Regions from separate parts of the Mus musculus genome. Here regions 2 and 3 are each linked to region 1. The links are chromatin loops, found by intact Hi-C in ENCODE. Cell type or tissue: gastrocnemius. All regions are shown on one strand. Each heading gives the region's core, and the rest is flanking DNA. Links, peaks and the distances in the headings are about the cores only.

What was found. Hi-C counts contacts between places; a loop is a spot of excess contacts. Peaks named below come from ENCODE experiments on the same cell type or tissue, not always from the same donor. Only the 100,000 strongest peaks of a DNase experiment are listed, where the experiment ranks them.
Region 2: it touches region 1 in a loop (1.9-fold over the local background); 10 of 42 quality-filtered maps call a loop at or near these places.
Region 3: a loop joins it to region 1, with 2.0 times the contacts of the local background. A loop is called at or near these places in 14 of 42 quality-filtered maps.

Annotation. Positions count from the first base shown.
Region 1 is chr5:123,436,813-123,444,971 of GRCm38, forward strand. Mlxip (MLX interacting protein) reads left to right here. Exons shown (of 17, transcript NM_133917.3): 2 at 3,224-3,330; 3 at 4,001-4,086; 4 at 5,470-5,559; 5 at 5,916-5,957; 6 at 6,218-6,389; 7 at 7,064-7,153; 8 at 7,633-7,724. Among named protein-coding and RNA genes, the nearest start is that of Il31, 42 kb to the right of the region's middle. In gastrocnemius, for the core only: CTCF peaks have their summits at 3,309 (motif pointing left) and 4,029 (motif pointing right); DNase peaks (open chromatin) are centred at 3,316 and 4,035; H3K4me3 peaks cover 610 bases; H3K27ac peaks cover 3,309 bases.
Region 2 is chr5:123,280,706-123,288,864 of GRCm38, forward strand. Wdr66 (WD repeat domain 66) reads left to right here. Exons shown (of 21, transcript NM_001370840.1): 9 at 2,648-2,865; 10 at 5,534-5,728; 11 at 6,455-6,705; 12 at 6,909-7,060; 13 at 7,938-8,111. Among named protein-coding and RNA genes, the nearest start is that of Wdr66, 31 kb to the left of the region's middle. In gastrocnemius, for the core only: a CTCF peak has its summit at 4,680 (motif pointing right); a DNase peak (open chromatin) is centred at 4,672.
Region 3 is chr5:123,247,898-123,256,056 of GRCm38, forward strand. Psmd9 (proteasome (prosome, macropain) 26S subunit, non-ATPase, 9) reads left to right here. Exons shown (of 6, transcript NM_026000.2): 6 at 396-2,229. The coding sequence ends at 423. Wdr66 (WD repeat domain 66) reads left to right here and starts at 5,891. Exons shown (of 21, transcript NM_001370840.1): 1 at 5,891-6,861; 2 at 8,107-8,159. The coding sequence starts at 5,908. It also overlaps the pseudogene Rpl35a-ps6. In gastrocnemius, for the core only: a CTCF peak has its summit at 4,105 (motif pointing right); a DNase peak (open chromatin) is centred at 4,152; H3K4me3 peaks cover 430 bases.

The DNA.
Region 1 (8,159 bases), core at 1,023-6,022:
TGTGAGGTGCCAGAGAGCACATTAGGAAAGAAACAGACAGAAATTATAACACATCCACCACTGAGCTGCACTCCCCAGCCTTCATCACTTTGTAGCTTTTGCCATCGTATAACTATGAGCGATGGTGTAGGACTTGTCAGTCATCCATTCTGTGTACCAGACAGGGTTTTGGACTAGTTTCTTTATGTGTGTATAGCGCCACTTGCTGGCTGTAGAGATGTTGCAGAAATATGAGATGGTAGAGGCTTAGAAATGCATATTTTCCTGCTAAAATTTGACTTTGTTTGCCATAAGTATTGTGAATAAGAGAAACATCTCAGCAAGCGGTTGGGGAGAACCAAGGAATGCTTGCACTGTTTATATATAGGTCAATATCCTTTTCTGTACCTGCTACTCTCATCATGATACCTACCTGCAAGAGCTGTGTGTGTAGTCTGATGGGGAAGAGGTTGACAGCACACTGCCCCCTTTTTCATAGGTGCACAGCGGAGGTATGATTGGCCTAGGTTAGCCCACTGGTTAACTCTCACAGATCTTGAGAGGGCACTAACATCTGTTTCTTCCTGGAGCCATGGGTCCAACACAGCTCTTTGTAGTCACTCTTCTTTTGAAGTCATCTCTGAGATAGTACTCAGTCAGATTCTGGTACTAATGAGCACATGGCACAACCATGGACTCCTGGCTGTCACAAGAATGGAGTATCAGTTATAGAAAAAGTGTTTTTAGTTTAGACTTGCTCCTTAATTTCATTTGAATACTAGAACTGCACACTGGCCAGACCTGAAATTGCTAGAGGACCTTGCTCCCCATGGGAAGACCGACTGACTGTGTTGAAGACAGGCTCTGTCTGCAGCCTTCTCTGGACTAGCCCACTGGCTCTTACAGCTCTGATGAGCTCCACTTCTGTTACCTCGTCATAGTCACCAGCCAAGCAGGAGCAGTGCCTCCTCGCTTCTCCTTGGCCTCAGCTTAAGTTTTAGCCCCTGCATTGGTGTTCTCTCACACAACTCCTGGATGGCACGGGCCCGCGTCTCCCTTCTCTCCTCCCTCAGCTCTTAGGTCTTTCCTCACAGAGTAGGTGCTGAGCGCTCCTGGCTGAGTACAGAGAAAGAAAGCCATGGCCCTGCCACTGCGACCGCATGTCAGGTGCCTGCTCCAGCTCCCTCTTCCATGTGTGTGCATGTGTGGGCGGGTGTACATACACATGTGTGGGTGGGTGTACATACACATGTGTGGGTGGGTGTACATACACATAAACAGACAGACTTTCAACTAACCCTTAGTTAAATCACTGTGGAGGAGATGGCATTGTTTGATTATACCCAATAAACAGAAGCACCAGAACACCCCTTGCCAACGTAGTTGCACAGCTGGGGCGGAGGGAGTACAGGCTCCAGTCCCTTAGCTAGGGCCTTATGCTCACAGACGGATGATCAGTTACATGGGCAGGTTAGTCATGCCTCTGGAGTGGCAGCTGAAAGAGGAGGTGGAAAGACTCTTCAGGTTCCTGACCTTTGGCCAGAGACTGTTGCTATCGTTGTATTCTCAGATGCTAAGAGGGTGTGCTGGGACACTTTTTAGGGACGGGTCACTGTGCTCTTTCTTTTTAAAAAAATGCTTATTTTTATTTTGTGTGTATGAGTGGTTTGCCTGCATGTTTGTAAATGCATTGCATGTCTGGTGTCTGTGGAAACCAGAAGAAGGCATCCGATGTTATGAAACTGGACTTACAGGCTATTGTAAGCCACCATCTGGGTCCTGTAAACTGAACACCAGTCCTCTGTGAGAGCAGCAGCAATCACTCTTTAGTGGCTGAACTATCTTTGAATTGCTGGGGCCATCTCATTCTGTTTCACAATCCACAGCCTGGGCACTGATAGTGTGGGTGGAAAGATGAAGAGTTCTGCCAGGTATTTAATGGGAAACTCTCCTTACATCCCAAGCTTTCGGGTTCACTTTATGTCTTGCCTCTTTGAATGCTTCTGCTTCCTTGACTGGTACATCTCTGCCACTTGTGTGACCTTTCTGAGTAGGTTTGGATAAGGGGCAAAGCTGTGACCTGCCATCAAGTGGATGCTTTTCAGCACCATATGAACTAAAGATAGAGTCTTACTGTCTCAACCCATCAGGCCTAGGAGAGAGAGGTCAGCACTGGCCCAGAGCAGATGGTGTAAGACCAAGTAGAAAGAGTAATGACCATGTGTGTTAGACACCAAGCAGAAGGGGCTCGAGCATCTCAAAGCTCTCATTAGTGCTATCTTTAATGTAAGAGTATGCCTCAAAATTCTCCAAGAATTGGATCCTGGAAAGATGACTCAGTGGTTAAGAGCACTTGATGCCCTTCCAGAGGTCCTGACTGCAGTTCCCAGTACACACATCAGGTGACTCCGGTTCCAGAAGACCTAGAGCCCTCTTCTGGCTTCCACACATCTGTCTGTCTCTCTGTCTCTGTTTCTGTCTGTCTGTCTTTCTTCTCTCTGTCTCTGTCTCTCTCTGTCTCTCTCTGTCTCTCTGTCTCTCTCTCTCTCTCTCTCTCTCTCTCTCTCTCACACACACACACACACACACACACACACACACACACACACACAAATTTATAAATAAATCCAAAGAAGTTCTTGTACAGTAAGTTGAGAGCACTCACTAACTAGGCTAGTAACAGGCAACATGAGCTCCCTGGTGGCACAGCCATCTTGGCAGTTGAGTTTCCCAGGTGCTATGCCAGCAGCTACCTCAGCAGCTAAGTGGGATCACTTCCTCAGATGGCTTGAGATAGGCTAGAGGTGACTGAGAATAACACAAGTGGCTAAGACCTGTTGCGAGGTAAAGTGTCTAGTTTCCATTGTTAATCTGTATTAGTCTAGGCTGCCTTGAATTCAGTCCTCTGCCTCTACCTCCTGAGTGTAGGGATTAAAGATGTGTGCTGCCATGCCTGGCAACATAGCTTTTCATGTTGAATTATAAGAAATTTTAAGAGTATGCAGGTTCCCAAAGAATACAGGAAATACATGTCTGATCACCCTCTTAGCATGTCTTCTAAGCCCAAATATTGTCACACCCCACTGTCCCCATATGCTCTAAAGAAATCCCAGAATGACTGTTCTGTCAAGCCTGGCCTATAAATGGTTCAATTCAGGGCTCTCCAGTCTGGAATGATTTGGTTTGCATTTTATTTTCTGAAGAGCCACTGACTCTTTCTCTCTTTCTTTGTCTTGTTTTCCAGTGGGAAATTAGTGTCTCCAAAGTGGAAAAATTTCAAGGGCCTGAAGCTCCAGTGGCGGGACAAGATCCGGCTCAACAACGCCATCTGGAGGGCATGGTATATGCAGTGTAAGTGTGTTGCCTGCCAGGCAGATGGTGTGTTATGCTCCAAGGGACCTCAGTTCTGTGGCATCAGAGCGCTACATCTTGGAGCATCTTGGGTCCATAGCCTGCTCTTTTCAGTAGAATCTTTCATACATAGTCTATGTGATGAGAAATCAAGCTACAACACATCCCAGGAAGCAGGGCAGTCACCAGCCATCAGGCAGTCACCTAACAGAGAGTCTTGAAGGGCAGACATGAGAGCCTCCCTGACCACAAATACATGCTGGGTACTTGGCCCTCAGGTGTAATGGGTTCTTTTTAGGAGAGATGGGAGAATGTAGCCAAGAGGTGACATTTGAAGAGCCAAAGAACAGTTTCTATTTCCAGCAGTTTAAGAAGACATAGACACTGCTGTACAGCTCTTGTCCTTGGTTAGGTTGAGAATAGGAGGATGCAGGCTTCAGGAGCAGGGTGGGCTCTTCCCACTTATTGGCTGCCTTTGTGTTGATGAGCAACTTTATTTCTTACTCAGATATTACTGCCATTCGTTGCCTTGGGCCTGCATGCTTTTATTTCTCAGAACTCTACATTTCTCCAGTGGTAGAAGGAAATAACATTCCAGGGTGTAGCAGTTTGGGTAGAGCTCCATCAGGGATCTTGGTACAGTTATGATGTCTCTCTTCTCCCAACCCAGATTTGGAGAAGCGCAAGAATCCTGTGTGCCACTTTGTCACCCCACTAGATGGCTCTGTTGATGTAGATGAACACCGTCGGCCAGAGGTATTTAACCAGCAAGTAATTGAATAGATGGTAGGTAGGAAGGAGGATATTGGGAAAGGAAAATTGCCTTTATTTCTGAAGATACAACCCACCAAAGGACCAAGCTCTTTGACAGAAACTGTAGAGAACAGGGAAGCCTGTGCTGTCCTATTACTTAGCATGACCTGGAGGAGGAAGGGTAGCCTTCAACGGTTTCCAGCCCGCAGAGATTCTATCCTTAGGCAAACTGACCTTACAGGGCCTCCTTCTCTGCGTTCACTTAAAATTGGTATTTCTTCTGAGAGTTACTCAGGAAGGACTGGCTCTGGAGCAATTAGTTAGCTGTAACTCAGAACAAGAGCTCTAGGTTCCATCCCCAGGACCACAAGCAAAGCAGCCACTCTAGAAGAAGTTAGGGAGAACCAAGCTTCTCCACATCAGCTGGAGACACAGCTTACTTGGTAGAGTGCTTTCCTAGTGTGCACTAAGCCCTGGCTTCCATTTCTATCACCACACAAACTGAGCATGGTGTCAAAAGCCTGTAGTCCCAGCATTTGGGATAGAGAGTCAGGAAAATCAGAAGTTTAAGGCCATTCTTGATGCATAGAGAGTTTGAGGCCAGCCTGAACTTCATGAGACTCTATCTTAAAAACAAACAAAAAACCCCAAAAACCAAGCCAAACAAACAAAAACTTAAAGATAGGAGATGAGAAGAGATTAAAGAAAAAGTGGCTCATTTTTATTTTGTCTTATTATTTTGGTACTTCTAAAGGGCAGAATCCAGGGCCTCTTATATGTCAGGCAAGGTCTATACCATTGAGCTATACCTCCTCCCTAAAAGTAAATTTTAAAAAATGTATATTAAATTTATTTACTTGTGTGTGTGTGTGTGTGTGTGTGTGTGTGTGTGTGTGTTTGTGTATGCATGTGTCACAGCATGTATGTGGAGGTCAGAGGACAACTTTTGAGAGTCCTTGCTTTTCACCACATGGGTCCCAAGGATCAAACTGAGATCCTCAGGGTGGATGAGAGGCACCCTTACCCACTGAGCCTCTCACCAGCGCTCATTTTCTCCCTTTGAGAACATGGCAGCTGCTGCTGAAAGGGGCATTTGTGGGCCACCTGTGAATTTCCTTAGCATCCTCGGGCATCCCTTCAACGCTCTCTGAGTACTGTGTGCTTTCCCTGTACCCAGTGCAGAGTCACCCCTGGGGTCCTACATTTTAGCTAGGGTGTGAGAAGAGGTGTGCTTAGTGAGTGAAGCTGTAGTTTCTCAAACAACATGGGCATTTTCTGACCTAGAGAACCCTCTGAGGCCACCTTAGTGATGTATCCTGGGTATTCATGGGCTGTGATTTGATCATCATCCAAGACCTGCTTTTCATTTTGGCCTCTTGGTTGTAGGCCATCACCACAGAGGGCAAGTACTGGAAAAGCCGCATTGAGATTGTGATTCGAGAGTACCACAAGTGGAGAACCTACTTCAAGAAAAGGGTAGATACTGGCCAGGGCTCCCAAAAGAGCATGTTCTGGAAGCTCTGGACTGGGGGTGGGGGTTGAGGAGATGGAAGATGGGAGGATATTCAGGATGTGGCCTGAGACTCCACAGCTGCCCCGTCAGTCATGGAACATGGAGCAATATTCAACATTTTAAGCACCAAGTAGTGGCTGTGGTTTCCTCAGTCATAAAAAGAGCTGTTTCCTTCTTTGTGCCCACATCCATGGGATGGCAGCCAGCAGGATCCCATTCCCCAGCTCACTTCCCAGAGAATTCACTCACATATAGGGAGATGAAGTCTGGCATCTCGGAGCTCTTAGTGGCTGCCTCATCTTGCTCCCTTTGCCCACAGCTGCAGCAGCACAAGGATGAGGACCTTTCTAGCCTGGCCCAGGTAAGCGAGCTCGAGATGCGGCTCTGTCTGTCCGTGTCTGAGTGAGTCCTGGAGTGGGAGGCCAGACACAGGACCAGCTCCTCACATGGAGGTCCTGCAAGTGCCCACGAAAGCCGGCACGCTCTGGTGGGTGGGTTAAGGGAACAGCTCTCAACGCCTCTACCCTCTTGCTTTTTTCAAGAAGCAGCCTTTAATGCACGCCAGGACTGAGAAGATAATTCAACTGCCCTTTGATTCTTCTTCTCCTCTGTTGGTGCTAGGACGATGACATGCTGTATTGGCATAAACATGGGGATGGCTGGAAAACCCCAGTCCCCATGGAGGAGGACTCACTGCTGGACACAGACATGCTCATGTCAGAATTCAGCGACACTCTCTTCTCCACACTCTCTTCACACCAACCCGTGGCCTGGCCCAACCCACGAGAAATAGGTAAGTGTAGTCTCTGTCCTTGGACAGCTGGCTTCTTTCTCAGTGAGGATTCCTCTGGGCCAGGCTTTGCTTCAGGGCACCTCTAAGCTGCTGTGTGGCACTTAGTTAGGCTAGGCAAGAAAAGAAAAAGATTGTTCAAGCTCTTTATCTTAGGGTCCTGTGCAGTTGCATAAGAGGAGCCTGGGACTGAAGCCTTACAGAGGTGGTCATTGTTCCTTTAGTCCCACTGTGAGAAAGGAGCAGGCTCTGATCCCAACCCATTTTATATTTATGTTACTGCCTAAGTGTGGGATATGTCAGTACCAAAGCCTAGGCTGTAGGGTGGGCACTACTGCACATGGCATTCCCCACCCGAGGCCTTCAGTCTTGAGTCCTCAGGGAAGAGCTGCAAGTGAAAGTGAGAACAAGGATGGGGCTGTGTGGTGTAGAGCAGGGTGGAAGGTTAGGCTACTCATAGCTCATGGTGATCCCAGCACTGTCTGTCTTTTCTGCCTTCCGAGGGTAGAGAGAACATATCTAAGAATAGCCACAAACCCCTGAGGATGTAGACATCCCAGCCAGCTTCCTACCGTTTTTAGGAGGACCAGGAGGATCTGTTCAGAACTAAAAGTATATTTTCCTTTGACCTTATTTGAGGTAAAAGTGTCCCCCTCTCTCACTTGGAATTATTGCAGCACATCTGGGAAACGCAGACATGATCCAGCCAGGCCTGATCCCTTTGCAACCCAACCTGGACTTCATGGACACCTTTGAGCCTTTCCAGGGTGAGGGCAGAGGGTAGTATCATGCAAGGATCTCCCTTGCTCGTCCCATATCAGACTTGTGCCTTTGTTAGAGAGAGAACAGTTGGAAATTGGTGTAAAAGTGGGGTGGGGCTTATAAGTTTTTAAGACTGAAAATGATGTTGGTAGTAACTGCAAAGCCTGGGAAAGTTTCCTGGGACATTGGAAGGAAGTTGGCATCTCAGTGAGTGCTTTCTTCCTTGATTGTCAGCAGTTCCTCCACTAGACAGCAGAGGGCACTGTGACACAGCCACCACCCAGCAATGTTTCTGTATTTAGGTCAGACTCCCAGAGCTCTGCCTGGAAGCACTTGGTGTTTCAAGTGGTCCAATCAGAGCCCTCTTTCTACAAAACAAGTTATCTGGGGAGGCGGGGTTTGGGTCCAGACCCCCGTTTGTGTGTCATAATTCCAGAAAATGCTAAGTTCATGGAGTTCAGAAGACTCCCGTGTTCTTTTCCAGATCTCTTCTCCTCCAGCCGATCCATTTTTGGCTCCATGTTGCCTCCTCCTTCATCATTACCTGCCGCAGATCCTAGCAGCCCACCTTCTCAGGTAGAGAAAGCTGGGGAGCAGGCATGGCAGGTGCAGGGCTAGCATCAGACTTTACACCCAGAGCTAGTCTAATGCTGTAACCATGAGTTAGCCAGATGCTGGGGCCACTGCTCCATCCAGTGCTGGATATACACGCCTGTGCAGAGAAGTTAGAGAACCCTCTGGGGAAGCATCCTTAACTCCCCACAAGGCGGAAGACTAAGCCAACAGTTGTTTTCCTCCGTAAGGTCCATGTGAGCTTTGTTCACCAGCTCTTTCCTAAGACACGTTTAGTTGCAGAAGAAAATTATGGATCACTAATAAAAATATGTCGTATATTTTTTTCACTTTTTCCCTAGCAATTACTAAAAGGTACTTGCAGGTGTTGTGCTGAGAGCTGAGTGGGGCATAATTCTCTGCCCTGGGGAGCTCTCAGGTTCGTGCTGTATTCAGTTA
Region 2 (8,159 bases), core at 2,006-7,005, 160 kb before region 1:
GGAAACGGTGAACCACCACTTCCTGAAGGGAATACAGAGGTTGGCTCCTGTACGGTTCCGCCATATTTGATGTGGACTCCTGCTTCAAAGCTATGTTTAGACGTTAACACTGAGGGCCTGGTATGATGGCACACACCTTTAATCCCAGCACTTGGGGAGACAGAGGCAGCTGGATCTTTGTGTTCAAGGCCAGCCAGAACAGAATGAGTTCCAGGCCATCCAGGACTGCACAGTGGCTCAAACAAAACTAAATGAAAAATATGCTGAGGTCTGAGGTTGTACCTCAGTTAATATAATGCTTGCTGACCATACACAAAAAGCCCTGGGTTCAATCCCCAGCAACTCATAAAGTAGATATGATGGTGATTCCCAGAACAAATGATCATGAGTTTCAGGTGTTCAAATTCACAGCTGGTATATAGGAAATCTGGGCGGGGCTGGGGGGGGAGGAAGGTAGGGGAGGGGGGAGAGAGAGCCTTTGGTTTACTTCCTTTCTCTGATGGGAACCCTGGGGTCCGGAATGACTTAGGCAAGCACTTTGAGTTGCACATTTAATTTCATTAGCGAGTTACTCACAGCAAACTGTATCCTGCACAGACCATAAGATACAATGTTTCCTTCGCAAGGCAGGTGCTGTAAAACCAGACAGCACTGTCTTCCAGGGAAGCGCTAAGTTAAAGTACCAACATCACCAGCAAAACACACTGACAAGGCCAGGAAAGGACATTTGCTCACAGTGTGAGCTGAAATAGAACAGCAAGGTATCATCTTGTCCAATCTCAGGGCAGAGGGGTTCCTGTGGAGTTTTTGCCAGTCTGCACACCCATGTGTCCACAGATGACTGGGGCAGAGCTGGCTTGATTCTCAGGTTACAGAAGGCAGGTAGGAGAACTCACAGAAGCACAGTCTGCCAACAACAGACGCTGATTACAGTTTGAAACGACAAAAAAAAAAAAAAAAAAAAAAAAAAAAAAGCCTTGCATGGACACATGCCTGCCCTGAGATGAACATGACGATCTTGTTTGACAAAAGCGTCTGGAACCTTCTGTGTTCAAGTTCAGAGACAAACTGCTGGCTTTTTTTTTTTTTTTTTTTTTTTTTTTTTTTAATGTCAGTTTGCCATAGAGGAGGGAGCCTCAATTAAGAAAATGCCTCCGTGAGATCCAGCCATCACTTCTTCATTAGTGATTGGTGCTGGAGGACCCAGCCTAATTTCAGGTGATGCCATCCCGGGTGCCAGGTATTGGCAATCCTTTAATCCCAGCACTGGGGAGGCAGAGACAGGCAGAACACTTGTGAGTTTGAGGCTAATCTGTTCTACAGAGTGAATTACGGGACCGCCCAAGCTACACAGAGAAACCCTGTTTCAAATGACAAAACAAAAAAAGAAAAGAAGAGAAAAGAAAAGAAAAGAAAAGAAAAGAAAAGAAAAGAAAAAAAGAGAAAAGAGAAAAAGAAAAGAAAGAGAAAAGAAGGAAAAAGAAAGTAGGCTGAGCACTCCGGGACAAGCAAGCCATTGAGCGGCAAGCCCATGGATTCTGCTTCAGCCCTGCCTCCAGGTTCCTACCCTGCCTTCCTTCAGTGACAGACTGTGATGTGGAAGTATAAGTGGAATAAACCTCCTCAAGTTGCTTTTGGAAATGGTGTCTTATATAGAAACCCCAAGACACAAACCTAGGGTCTTCTTTTCTCTTCTCTTCTCTTCTCTTCTCTTCTCTTCTCTTCTCTTCTCTTCTCTTCTCTTCTCTTCTTTTCTTTTTTCTCTTTTCTTCTTCTTCTTCTTCTTCTTCTTCTTCTTCTTCTTCTTTCTTCTTTCTTCTTTCTTCTTTCTTCTTTCTTCTTTCTTCTTTCTTCTTTCTTCTTTTTACTTGTTTTTTTCGAGACAGGGTTTCTCTGTGTAGCCCTGGCTGTCCTGGAACTCACTCTGTAGACCAGGCTGGCCTCGAACTCAGAAATCCACCTGCCTCTGCCTCCCAAGTGCTTGGATTAAAGGCATGCGAGTGCCACCACTGCCCGGTTTACCATAGCATTCTTATGTTAAGGACTGAAACAATTTCTTCTGATGGGACAATACCTTACTGTCAAAGGACATCAGGGTAATTATTTTATGCTTTTCACCTAGAGCACACTTCTACTTATGTCAGACTAAGGGTTTAAAAGACTCTAGGAGAGAAGCTGGACAGGTATAAGTAGTAATTAGACAGTCTTTTGGTGGTGAGTTGTTGGTTAAGATCACTGGCTGCCTTTCCAGAGGACCTGGGTTCGATTCCCAGCACCCACATAGAAGCTCAAAACTGTAACTCACAGCCCCACACAGACTTACATGCAGGCAAAACACCAATGCACACAAAATGAGTTCGAGGCCAGCCTGGTCTACAGAGTGAGTTCCAGGACAGCCAGATCTATACAGAGAAACCCTGTCTCGAAAAACAAAATAAATAAATAATCTAAGCAGTGTAACTGAGCATAGCACATGGCCCTCACTCGACTCAGGAGCAGTCCACCTGTGGGTTTTCAGCCATTTCTGTTTTCTGTCCTGTTGTATTTATATTATAATGCTATAAAATGCCACACAGATACATGTTTTGGTTCTATTAGCATCATCATGATTACTGACTGCAACTTATAACCTGTCTTCGAAACACAGACGTTCAACAAACTTGTGGGGAAATTTAGCCAGTCTGTCTTTCACTTGAAGTTACCACAAGTACTGTCGGCAACAAAGGAAGGGAAGCTGGTTGTCTGGGACATACACTACCCATCTTCCACCTCCTCCTCCGCCATCTCGGCCTTCCCTTTCATCAAGCCTCGTAAACTGGTCCATTTACAGAAGGAGGCCATCACGGTGCTCATGACAATCGACAGGTAATGAGTCTGATTAGAGAGGATCCTGGTGAGATCACAAATGTATTGTAGACCTCTGATATATATATATGTGTGTGTGTGTGTGTGTGTGTGTGTGTGTGTGTGTGTGTTTACATATATATTTACACACATATATAGATAGATAGAGATATTTACATAGTTTTCTCCCTCTAAATCCCTCCCATCTACCCCTCTTTACCCTTTGTGAATTTCATGGCCTATTTTTTTTTTGTAGCTGTTGTTACATCTTATGCAAAGTATATTTCTAAATGTATAGATACAGCCCAACAGTCTGTACATTGCTGCTTGTATGCACACACTTTCTGGGCTGGGCAGTCGGTACTGGATAGCCAGTCAGGGGTTCTCCCTGGGCAGGACTACTCTTCTCAGCATCCCCAGTGCCCATGGTTCTTTGTTAAACCCCTTTTGTTTATAGATTCCTAGATGCATAGAGTATTTCTGGGGAGAGTTGTAATTGACCACGGGCATTAGCTGCCTCTCAGGAGAAGAACTGAGCATTTTGAGGGTTTTGTTTGTTTGCTTGTTTGTTTGTTTGGACAGGGTCTAATAGAATAGCCCTGTCAAGCTTGGAATTCACTGTGTAGACCAGGCTATCCTGGAACTCAACAGAGATCTGCCTCTGCCTTCTCAGAGCTGGAGTTAAAGGTGTGCATCACTGTGCCCAGCCCCTAAACGAGACTTTTGAAAAACTCATGGACACACATCATGTTTAAAAATTCCATGTTGGTGAAACAAAAGCTATCTCTTTCTCTCATGTGCTACTAAAACCTGTTTCATACCCCCCAATTTCATACATTAAATTTAAGAAAACATGGCAAGAGGCTACTCTTGCAGAAGACCAGAGTTCAGTTCTTCACATCCACGGGGTAGTTTACAATCATCTATAACTTCATTTCTAGTGGATCCAGCACCGTCTTCTGAAGGCACCAGGCATACATTGGCACACATTCCTATATGTAGGCAGAAACTCTCATGCGCATAACCATTGTTCAAAATCTAAAATAATTAAAAAAAATAGAACTCAGATAGTTTTGTTATTTTGCTTGCACAATAACAGTTACATATTCTGTATTGGAGTTTTTGGTGTTTGTTTGTTTGTTTGTTTGTTTCGCATGGCTTCTTGAGACAAGGTCTCATTACGTAGCTGGTTCTGATCCTAAGCTTGTCTTCCTGCCTCATGCTCCCGAGAATCCCTAAGAGTTCCCTTAGCTCGTGGTCTACCACCCCACCATTCATATTGTAAATGTGCAATTCTTGGGTCTGAATTAAGCACTGGTCATGAAAACCTGAGGGTTCTAGCGCAGTCCCTGGGACCCACGTAAAGGAGGAAGCTGAGAACTGACTTCCCGGAGTTATCCTTTGACCTGCCGCGCACACGCTGTGCACTCCTGCCCACACCCCAATAACTTTGTAAGGGTTTCATGTACACTGCTCAGAACATGTGGAGCCCTAGGTTAAAGAAAAAGACAAACCAGCCATCATTAGTGTGTTAGAAACATTCCTGGGAGCTGCCCTATGGCGGGAGCCACCGTACAATCTGCCTCTGCTGAGCCCATTCACTTCCCGCAATGCCGCAGGGGCGCTGGACAGTCATGGCATCTGCGCGTGCCTTTACAAAGAGGTGTACAGTCGTCATCTCGGAGGCATGAGAAGACGTTTTAGAGCATAGATGGATGCTACACTCGACCTTCAGTTAGCTTCAGGGTAGAGGCTTTGAAGACCAGGCCTAACTTCCCACTCTCCCATACTAGAGGGCTTCACAAACACTGGGCGAGCAATGCTGATTCTGCCCAGCAGAGGCCAGTAAAGACAGCCCTAGCCAATTACTCTGCCCACCTGCCTTGCTTATTAATCAGAAATCTCACTTAATCAGCTTGCCTGACATCCGAGAAAATTTACTCTTTCTCCCTCTGTCATTAGAATTCTTTTAAAAAGATTAAAAAAAAAAAAAAAAAGCTCTCCTAGGATGGATTGGAGGGCTAGAAATAAAAGCCACATTGTCAGCTGGCCCCGGCGCTGTCTTTGCCTGTGAATGACAGGGTGTGGCTTTATGATGATTCTAACAGCAGAGTCTTCCTAGAAAGCAGACCGTGTCCCACTGCCCAGCCTCGGTGATGTGGGAGAGCTGTTGGATCGCTCTCCATGGTCACCTGTCGTTATATGGCAGTGACTGTGAGTCAGTCACCCATCCATGGTAAGAACATGCCATTTACGTTAGGCAACGCTGACTGGGCTCCCGTGTACTGTAGACATGGAGCCCAGATAGGTATAAGTGGTATTTGCTATATATTTACAATAAAAGACCCCCCCCCAGGACTGGGTTTCTTTGTTTATCCCTGGCTGTCCTGGAACTCACTCTGTACTGTAGACCAGGCTGGCCTCAAACTCAGAGATCCGCCTGCCTCTGCCTTCCGAGTGCTAGGATTAAAGGCGTGTGCCACCACTGCTGGGTTTTGAGCAGATCTCTTAACTTCTCTTTAGCCTTGGAGATGTAAAATGGTGTTTCAGTAAAGGCCGCTTCATTGGGCAGCATTGCATGGAACGTCACAACACATGGGCTCCAGGGTCTGCCACAGTTAGACGACGTTCCGTGGATGGATCTCGCCATGAGCACTATGGAACAGCCTGGTGTTTTTCTCTATTTCAGCTACATTGTCACCGGTGACATTAAGGGCAACATTAAGTTCTACGACCACACCCTCTCCGTGGTCAACTGGTACAGCAACTTCAAACTGGGCGCCATAAGGACTCTGTCCTTTTCAAAAACCATACCAAGCCTGCCAACCGAGAAGTCCAACCTCCCCACAGACTGCACTCTAAGAGGCGACCTTTTCGTTGTCAGGTGAGCCCTTAGTGAATCTAGTCATCTGGACGGCTGAGAAATGACTGGTGCCCCCTTCAGTTTGCGTGCAGTGCAACCAACCAGCGTGTCTCTTGTTCCTAGGAGATAGAATTGAGGGAACGCACCTTCCTAGTTAGTCTTAGAAACAGCTCCGTGGCTGCATTTAGTATTAGATTTTTAAAAAAAAATTAATTGTTGAGGATTTTACTATCTAGAAGCCGGAGTAACTGGAAGCTGGGTGGCTTTTATGCCTGGGTTCTCATCTCTTACTGCGCCTGGAGGAGTCCTTGGCTGTGGGTTAGCCTCATTTCTCAGAGCTAAGCTTGTCCTAGCCGCTGAGGTTAAAGGCGTTGTGGTAATTAATAGCCATAACATTTCAAGACTGAATTATCTGTGAGTCTGCTTAATTACCCTCGCTGTCTTTACAGGCCGTACACGGGCACCCAACTCCATATTTGCATACACAAATGAATATTTGCATGCGTAGATTAGCTAATTGTCCATCTGCATACTTAATGACTCAATTTACTGGTGGGAGATCGGGCTTTTTTTTCACTTGCAAATGGAGGCCGTTGGATGTTGGTGGTATATTTTTGGAGATGTTGGGTTAATAATGTCACCAAATTATAGACGACAAAGGCGGTTCACGGACAGCCGGAAGCAGAGCGCCTGGCATGGCCATTCCCTGCACACGCCGATCCTCTTGGGTCTCTCCTTGGCAAACAGGAATTTTATCATTGGGACGTTTGACGCCACCGTGTACCACATGACCGTGGATGGCACCAAACTTGAGAAGCTCTTCGTGGAACCCAGGGACGCTGTCTATGCCGTCTCCTGCCACCCATACCAACCCCTCATCGCAGTCGGGAGTGTCTGCGGGATGATCAAGGTGTGGGACTTCGAGAAGAAGGTCTATCTGTTCAGCAGGACCTTCGAGAAGGGGCTTGGAGTCCAGTGTCTGACCTACAATCCCGAAGGTACTTGGACTCTCAGCAGGTTCCATGATACCCAGAGGGACTGTCCCCGCCTCACACACATAGCTGAGCCTTGGTGTCCTTCCCAAGCTGCCTCGCTTCCCAGTTTCCCTGTGGAGGGTCTCCCTTCTGCTCATTGCTCCAGACTTACCTTCAGAAAGAAGGGAGTCCCTTTTCCTTTACCGTTCTCGGACTTGTCATTTCAGGAGCCCTGCTTGGAGCTGGATTCACCGAGGGGACAGTTTATATTCTTGATGCGATGTCTTTAGAAAATGAAAGCCCGGAGCCCTTCAAATATTCCAAAAGCAGCGTGTCCCACTGCTGCTTCTCACACGACTCCAATTACATGGCGACAGCCGTGAGTAGCCCCCTCTGTTCAGTGCTCGAAGGCTCAGGGAGTCTGGGGACAGTGGGGTTACGTCCCAATCAAGCTGTGACCCAAAGGGGAGGGGGAAAGGTTGGCGAGGTAGAAGAACTTTTGCGGGCAGCAAGAGCAGGGCCTTAGAATGTTCAGACTTGGATTCTGCAGCCCCAGGGGCTGGCCGGCTGTTGTGTTTCTGGGACCCCTTCTCCATAGCCCATTCTTCATCCCTCTGATCATTTTGACAAGGAAGTCTCATCATTGATTGATCTCAATGTCCTTCCTCAGGGTTTTGGATTCTGTTCCATCCCTCTGTGACTAGGGCATGTGATCTCAGACAAATGGTTCTGACTGTCCCCTGGTCTGCCTTTCTGTCAGATGTGGCAGTGGGGGGGTGGCGGTAGTGATGAGAAAGGCCCTCATTAGTCCACCTCCCCCGGCATCCCACTCACATACAGCCTGGCCTCTGGCTTGTACTCGCAGTACTGGTAAGGGCCAGAGCTGTCCTGGCACCCGGCATGGACACCAGCACCCCCTGCAGGCTGCTCTCTGCCACTCTGCCCTGTTTGAGTGTATCTAGACAATGTAGGGAGGACAACAGCAGAAAGACTGGGGCTCTCTGCTTTCCATGGGGAACTGCGTAAGAACATGGAGAGTGAGTCTGATGTCATACCTCCTCCCCTTCTGCCTTGATCTATGACCCAGTAGCCTTAGTCTCCCAGCCTGCAGAATGGGCAGGCATCACTACGTATTCTGCTGTGCTAAGATTTGTCTGGAGAACGTATCCCGAAGGCAAATGAGTCTGAAGACCACGAAGACGAGTCAGTCCTAGGTCCTAAAGTTAAGGGAACGACTTCTGCTCTTGCTCCCTTAGGACGTCAACTTCACTGTGGCCGTCTATATGGTGGTGGTCAAAAATGGACAAAGGGTCTGGGAGTATTTGGCAAGACTTCGCTCTCACCAAAACAGCATCCAAAGCCTCCTGTTCGGCGTCCACCTGGACAGCAATGAGCCCAGGCTGCTGAGCCTTGGGAAAGACAGATTCTTGGTGAGCTTTTCTGCTTGGCTTGCCTGATTGATCACCAGCACGGTCCTC
Region 3 (8,159 bases), core at 1,069-6,068, 190 kb before region 1:
CCTGAGTCAGATCCCAGGACTCACTTGGTGGAAGGAGAGAACTGACTCCTGCAGGCTCTGCGTGCCACACACCCAGACTCTCTTATATACACAATGAAACACTGTAAAATATACATTAAAAAATACAATTCTAGCCGGGCAGTGGTGGCGCACGCCTTTAATCCCAGCACTCGGGAGGCAGAGGCAGGTGGATTTCTGAGTTCGAGGCCAGCCTGGTCTACAAAGTGAGTTCCAGGACAGCCAGGGCTACACAGAGAAACCCTGTCTCGAAAAAACAAAAACCAAACCAAACCAAAACCAAAACCAAACAGTCTTTAAAAGAGAAGAAGTGTTCACCTGCAGGTTTCCTAGGCTGGAGCTGTCAGGCTTGAGCCGGTCTCTGTTTTCTCTTACAGCTGCAACATTATTCCTCTCCAGAGATGACTGTTTCCTGGGATCTGCCTGCAGGAAGCTGCCTCAGCTGGCCCCGTGCTTGGGCCTGGAGGCGTTTCCTCGTTCTCTAGGCTCCCTTAAGTGTAAGGATCTGGAGAAGAATGGTCGAAGCCTGGGCATCGAGGTGGAAGAGACGCTTTGGCTGCCTGATGTAATCTCTCTGGGTTGAGGCATTATTAAAAGTGTGATTTGTGCCTAGCTACGTCTTGTGCAAATTAGGCCATAGCCTGTCTGGGAATTCTCTAGATTATGAGCCAGTGAGTGGGGATGACTCTGGCGAGTAATGATTTGATGTCATTTTCCTTTTGGAGACGGACTCAGTGTGTAATCCTGACTATCCTGGAATTCCCTGTGTAGACCAGGCTGGCCTTGAGCTGACAGAGATCCCCCTGCCTCTGCCTCATTAGTATTGGGATGAGAGGCATATACTGACATGGCTGGCTAGACTCTGAGGAATATGTATTATACATATATAATTTATACTTATTTTTGAGAATTTCGTACATGCACATAGTACATTTCTATATTTCCTGTCATCTCAAGTCCCTCTCAGACCTCCCCTCGTACCCACTTCCCAGGTTCTTGCCCTCTTTTGTTTTTTTTCTTTTTAAATAAATAACCTACTAAGTGCCATTTGTGCTGTCAGTATATTCATGGTGTGGGATCTTCCACTGGAGGAATGTGGTCAACCTTCCAGAGACCACACCCCTAACCTCCACAGGACTTGAGTACCCCTACTTTTTCTTGGAAGCAGGGTCTCATGTAGCCCAGTCCAGCCTCAGATTTGCCTTGAAGCTGAAGATGTTCTCTTCTGCTGTCTCTCCCTCCAATGTCCAACTGCAGTATCACCCACCGCCTAGGGGTGGGGGCTTGCTGGAGACCGGATCTCACAAGTTCAGACTGGCCTGGAGCTCAGTGTACCCGCACTGGCCTTACCCTTGGGATCTTGCTGCCCTGGTCTCCTGGTATTATAGTGTATGCCACCAAACCTTGTTACAGGTTAGAGAAACTGTCAGATAAAGCCAGTCTTGTAGCTGTGTGATTGTGACCACTGTCAGTCCCACCAGGATGCCCTGTGAGCTCACAGCCAAGCCCAGGAGGAGTTGGGAAGGAAGTCCTGCGAAGCAAACGAGTTCCTGGGCCGCAGTCCGGTTGATTCTTGGGTGGGAAACTGAAAGCCGGAGCTCAGACTCTAGGCAAGTGTCCCTCCGTGGGCTGAGCAGCTGGCAGTCTCTACCCTGGAGCAGTGCTTTGAGAGCCTGATGCATCCTCTGAGGCTGAGGCTGTGGAGTCACCGTAGCCCCATTAAGAAATCAGCAAAGACCAGGTGTGGTGGCTCAAACGTTTTAATCCCAGCACTCAGGAGGCAGGGGCAGGCGGATTTCTGAGTTAAGGCCAGCCTGGTCTACAGAGTGAGCTCCAGGACAGCCAAGGAAGGCTACACAGAAAAATTCTGTCTCAAAACAAAATTTGCAAAGGTCACAGGTCACGAGGCCTTGCAGGTTACCCAGTATGATATTGGCTTCCTCTTCAGTAACCCACTGGAAACCAGCAAGCTTCCTTTACTTCTACAGTAAAAGACCCCGCAGATGGGCCTGATTTGGCTTTTATAGTTGAGCCTCCCCACCGGGCGGTGGTGGTGTACACCTTTAATCCCAGCACTCAGGAGGCAGAGAGAGGCAGGCAGATCTCAGAGTTTGAGGCTAGCCTGGTCTACAGAGTGAGTTCCAGGACAGCCAGGGCTACACAGAGAAAACCTGTATGGAAAACAAAAATAAAACAAATTTAAAAAACAAACAAAATTGAGCCTCTTGGGATCAGCATGGGAAGCTAAGGAGTGCTTGCCTGTTGCTGAGGTGACTGCATTGATGGATGCTGCTTTGCTGCTTCCTTTCATATTCTGTCTTTTGAGATGGTAAAATTGGTGTGGGTGACTCTGTTTTTCTTCCTTTCTCCATGTGCCCCAGTTATCTCCCCAGTTGCCTCCCGTTTCTGTTTTGGATGTCTGGTCCTTTCTACAAGGAAGCTTGCGTCCTTGCATTGGATTTCCGCGGGATGGAGGCAGAGACCAGCTTTGTCTGATGGCAGTCAGTACTGACATGTGCTTCCTGCTTTGAGTCCGCACACACAACTCAAAAGCCTCCCCTAAGCTGCTTCATCCAGACAGCCTCACGCCACCCCTCTCCCGTAGCCAGACTGGCTCTGTTTACTAGGGTTTGCTGTTTCAGTTGTGGGTTATAAATCCAAGTATTTTCCAGACTCTTTATAAGTCTCACACTGTAATAAAACACAGCTTGTACCATTCAAGAGATAGGCATGTGATCACCAGCACTGGGGCGTGGTGTGGTGGTGGACTTGTCCATAGTCATTCATATCCTCTCTAAGAGGCTGCAATAGGCCTTGCACTGCTCAGAAAGCCACCTTTGGGCTCCCCTATGACTTGCTTCAACAGGAATAACGCTAATGGATTTTTTTTTTTTTTTTTTTAAAGATTTATTTATTATTATATGTAAGTACACTGTAGCTGTCTTCAGACACTCCAGAAGAGGGAGTCAGATCTTGTTACGGATGGTTGTGAGCCACCATGTGGTTGCTGGGATTTGAACTCTGAACCTTCGGAAGAGCAGTCGGGTGCTCTTACCCACTGAGCCATCTCACCAGCCCCAACGCTAATGGATTTAACCAAGCTGGGCTTGCGTGGTAACAGCAAGATGGTGCACTCTCCACATAACTTCAATCCCAGTTTACTAAACTTCTCTGCATGCTGTGTCCTGGTGAGAAGGTGGGCAGTTGTGTGTAACACCTGTGAGGCCAAAAAAATTGGGTTTTAGCACTGGGAGAATTTTATTAACTGCTTCATACCACTTCTTGCCTGGCTTCCTGGAGAGGCATGAGCACACATCTGTTCACCTTGCACTGATGGCAAACTGAAGGAACCCACCCAAATCAGCCCTGTGAGCCCGTGAGCCTCCTGGGGTTGCTTAGAGGCTCTCTCGGCACTATGGATATACAACTCGCAGGCAGCTAGCTCCACTGAAATCTCCTTTCACACAGTAAAGTCTTGTGTAGTCCAGGCTGACTGAACAGACCCTTCTGGCTTCATCTGCCTAGTTCTGGATTTGTAGGTGGGACATCATGCCTGGCCCAACGTCTAGTTTTTTGTTTTGTTTTGTTTTTAAGATTTATTTATTTATTTATTACATGCAAGTACACTGTAGCTGTCTTCAGACGCCCCAGAAGAGGGAGTCACATCTCATTACGGATGATTGTGAGCCACCATGTGGTTGCTGGGATTTGAACTCGGGACCTTCGGAAGAGCAATGAGTGATCTTAACCACTGAGCCATCTATCCAGCCCCCAACGTCTAGTTTTTATTTATGTATTTATTTATTCATTCAATCATCCGTTCATTCATTTATTTATTTTACTGCTTTTATGACCTCCGGAAGGGCTTCCTGACACTTGAGGGAACCCCACCACCCAACCCCCACCGAGTTTTTTGAGCAGGTCTCCGTTTCCCCTCCCCTACGAATGCCCAATCTGGAGAAAATAACTGCAAACACTACTTTCGTTACATCTTGTCCAACTTTAGGAAAGTCAGAATCGCCAGTGTAGGGGAGTAGCTCTTGTGGAAGTGTCCTTTAGGAAAAAGCTGTGGCGTGAGCTGCTAGCCCGGCAGGGGGCAGGCTGGTCCGCCTCGAGGCCGCTTTCTGGGCACGTGATTACCATCCTGCTTCCTTGCTTTCCTGCGACTAGCCGTTGCCATAGGGACGGAGCTTGGTTGGCAACCGTCACTAGGGAGTATGGACAGGAGCCCCTGGAGGTCTCTTGGGATTTCCCGAGGCTGGACGACCCAAGGCTTTTGAGAAAAGAAGTGGGAGCGTCCCTGTAAGTGCGAAGTGGAGGGTGCGGCTCGGGTTGGGGTCCGGGCCAGGCAGCGGCAAGGGTGTGGGACCTGGGAGGTCCCCAGGAAAAGAAACTGGTGGCTCCTGGACCTCGTGGTAGGATAGACTTGCGCACCTGTGGCATTGCCCCCGCCTGGGTGTGGAAAATGTCAAAGTGGCATTTTTTTCAAACAAAAGAACTAAATTCTAGCTCTGTCGTAAGTCGTGCCTCCCAGGGCCACAAACTTTTTCATTTCCTTTTCCTTTTCCTTTTCCTTTTCCTTTTCCTTTTCCTTTTCCTTTTCCTTTTCCTTTTCCTTTTCCTTTTCCTTTTCCTTTTCCTTTCCTTCCTTCCTTCCTTCCTTCTTTCTTTCTTTCTTTTTTTAGAAAGATTGTGCTGGCCTAAGAACTCGAGTGATCCTCCTGTCTCTACCTCCTGAATCGCAGTATTACAGACATGGGCCTAGCCCCCTGCTCCCAAACTCTTGCTTCATGTAGGTGCAAAATGAGAGAATGTATCAGAGGAATTAAATTTTTTTAAAAAATGATTTTATGTGTGAGACTGTTTTGTCTGCATGTATGTATGTGTACCACCTATGAAGTTCCCGCAGAATACAGAAGAGGGTGTCAGATCCCCTGAAACTCAAGTTACTTATGGTTCTGAGCGATCGTGTCATGGCTGGGAGTCAAACCTGGGTCTTCTGAAAGGGCAGCCAGAGTGCTCTTAATCACTGAGCCATCTCTCCAGCCCAGAATTAACTTTCTTTCTTTCTTTCTTTCTTTCTTTCTTTCTTTCTTTCTTTCTTTCTTTCTTTCTTTCTTTCTTTCTTTCTTTCTTTGCACATACCATGTTGAATGTGTTGATTTGGGAGTTAGTTTTCTCTTCTGGCCATGTGTTTCCCAGAGGAGGGGGCTCTGTCTACCTTAGACTTAGGGTCTCACCTGCCCCAGAGGTCTTTAAAACTCTCAGGTTCTTTGCAGAAAACTATTGCTTTTATCCCCATAGTACCTGATATCCCCCACCCTGCTTTTTTTTTTTTTTTTTTTTTGGCAAACACTTTGGGTGAACCTGTGTTGAGCATTTGACATGTATTGCCCCAGTCTGCAAATCATGTGAGAATGTAGGATTATCATTTTTATTTTTTTGCCTGTGAGCAAATTTGAAGAAAGGGTAAAATGGCTTGCGTCTAGTCACAGAACGAGGCTAGCGGAAGTTGGAGAGGAGGGAACCTTTAGCTGGCAAGCTTACACTTCAGTCATCAGCCCATCTCCCTCTCTTCTTCCTCCCAGCAGGGTTTTGCAAATGCTTGCCTTATGCATTTTGTTGCCTGTGGGAATATGAATTATTTAAAGTGAGAAGACTCTAAGATCAGTCCTAGAAAGATGGGAGGCCCTGGAAGTCAATATTTTAAAGATTTCTGAGACTTGAGCTGGGCTTTCCCAAGAAGCTGCCATTCTTTTCTTCCCACAGGAAGGGACCAGAGCTGCTTCTGCCCATTTCGACGTGTTAGCACCTCAGGAAGCCGGCACAGGAAATAGAGGGACCTGCTGAATCTACGTTAAAATTTCTGTAGCGGAAACTACAGAAGAAATGTCAGATACAGAAGAAAACCCCCTAGAAGAATCAAGAGAAAGTGGAGAGATGGAGGAGGAGAAGGAGGAGAAGAAGGAGGAGGAAGAGGAGGAAGAGGAGGGGGAGAAGGAGAAGGAGGAGGAGGAAGAGGAGGAGAAGGGGAAGGAGGAGGAGAAGGAGGAGGAGAAGGAGGAGGGGAAGGAGGAGGAGAAGAAGGAGGAAGAGGAGGAGAAGGGGAAGAAGGAGGAAGAGGAGGAGGAGGAAGAGGAGGGGAAGGGGAAGGAGGAGGAGAAGGAGGAGGAGAAGGAGGAGGAGGAGAAGGAGGAGGAGAAGGAGAAGGAGGAGGAGGAGGAAGAGGAGGGGAAGGGGAAGGAGGAGGAGGAGGAGGGGAAGGAGGAGGAGGAGGAGGAGAAGGAGGAGGAGGAGAAGGAGGAGGAGAAGGAGGAGGAGGAGGAGGAGGAGGAGGAGAAGGAGGAATATAATCCAAGTTTTGAAGAAGATGCTCTGCAGCAGAGCCTAACTGAGGGCTCACTGTCATGGGAGGAGTCTCAGGAGGATGGAGAGGGGCTGGAGGAGTGGGTGGAGAAGGAGGAGCAGAGAGAGGGAGAGGAAGTGAGAGGGGAGGAAGAAAGTGAAGTGAGAGGAAGGGAAGAGGAAGAGGGATGGGAGGAAGAGAAGAGCGGTGAAGAGGAAAAAAGTGAGGAGAGCGAGAGAAGTAAGGAAAGGGGAGGTGAGGAAGAGGGCCAGGAGAAGGAAGAGGCGGAACATGAGGGGGAAAGGGAGGAGGGAAGAGAAGAGGAAGAGAAAGAGAAGAGTGTGGAGCGGGAGGAGGAGGAGGAGGAGGAAGATACTGAGACAACTGAGACAAAAGCTGGACGAGCCAAGGAGGAAAAGAAAGAGAAGCAAAACAAAACAGCCCTGGTGGACAATATTGTCATCAGCCATGAGCCACCCAGGTCAAGCTCCTCCCTGGTGAGTCCTCCCCAAGCTCATCCACCCACTTACTCAGAATCATCCTCCCTGGTGAGTCCTCCCCGAAGCTTGTCCACCCATTTACACTGAATTGTCTGTCGCTTGGTGCTTGGCATGTGCCAGGCTGTGGGAGTACAAAACCAAAGTGAGACAGTCCCGAGGTTGGAGAAACAGCCAGGCCATTAAGAGCCCTAGCTGTTCTTACTGAGGGCTGAATTTTGGGTTCCCAGCACCCATGATGAAATGCCTTATAACTTTAGATCCAGGGAATTAATTCAATGTCCTCTTCTGGACTCCTTGAGCACCTGCACAACACACACACACACCACATAAATACACACATTAAAGAGAAGAGAAAACCATATGCTAAGTTCAGTAATTTTGAGATGCCTAGGAGGGTGGTTTAATCCAGTTTGGAGGCAGGTCAGTCCAAGCTTCCATGAAGTGTGTACCTAACTTGTAAAGGGTCAGTAGGTCAGCTGAAGGTCTTGGGACTGAGTTCCTGTGATATAATAGTGTGAATTTCTCACAGCTTGCTCCCCCCAAGAAAGAACCCAGCCCTGGTCCAAGGACAAGACTCCTAGTGGTGTTTCCAAGAGCCTACTGTGTGGCCTTTGGTGGGTGGGTCTGTTAGGCCAAGAGTTAACCTGAACACAGCCTGGATTCATTTCTTTAGTATAAAATGTCCCAGGCTCCCTTTTGTTTATTTACTCTCCATTAGTTTAAATCCGGGATGGGTACAGCATCACACGGATTCTGTGTCCAATGGCCTTTGCAGGAAGGTTGCTTCGGAATTTGGCACGAACCATACCGCTGTTTCCGTGGGCCCGAGTTACCTTTCCCCAGATCACTCTGGTTTTGTTTGGTTTACCTCCAGGAGTCACTGTATTGTTTTTTGCTTTATACACATAAGCACATCTCTTGCCTAAGTAGAACTCCGTTTCATCTCGGGCATAAACGCCTTCAATTTTAAGAAGAGCCGTGTGCTCTCTTTGGTTCCGGAGACCTCGCTTGTAGCCAGCAAAAATGGCCTTGCACCACAGCCTTCCAGACATACTTGCTGTTAGAAGTCCTGTTCCCAGCAGGCCTCCACAGGCGCCAAGATGGCGGAAAGAGACCCAGGCTCCCTTTTGAATCACCTGTTAGCCTGAGACTGGCTGGCTGGACATGAAAACAGGCAGGGGATAGGAGCGCAGAGCCTTGGGTATGTGACGTGCAGGGTCAGAATCTCGTTTCCCTTTCAAGGCTGATAGTCCAGAAGTAAGCCAGATTTACAAAGATAACAGTATGAAAGTGGA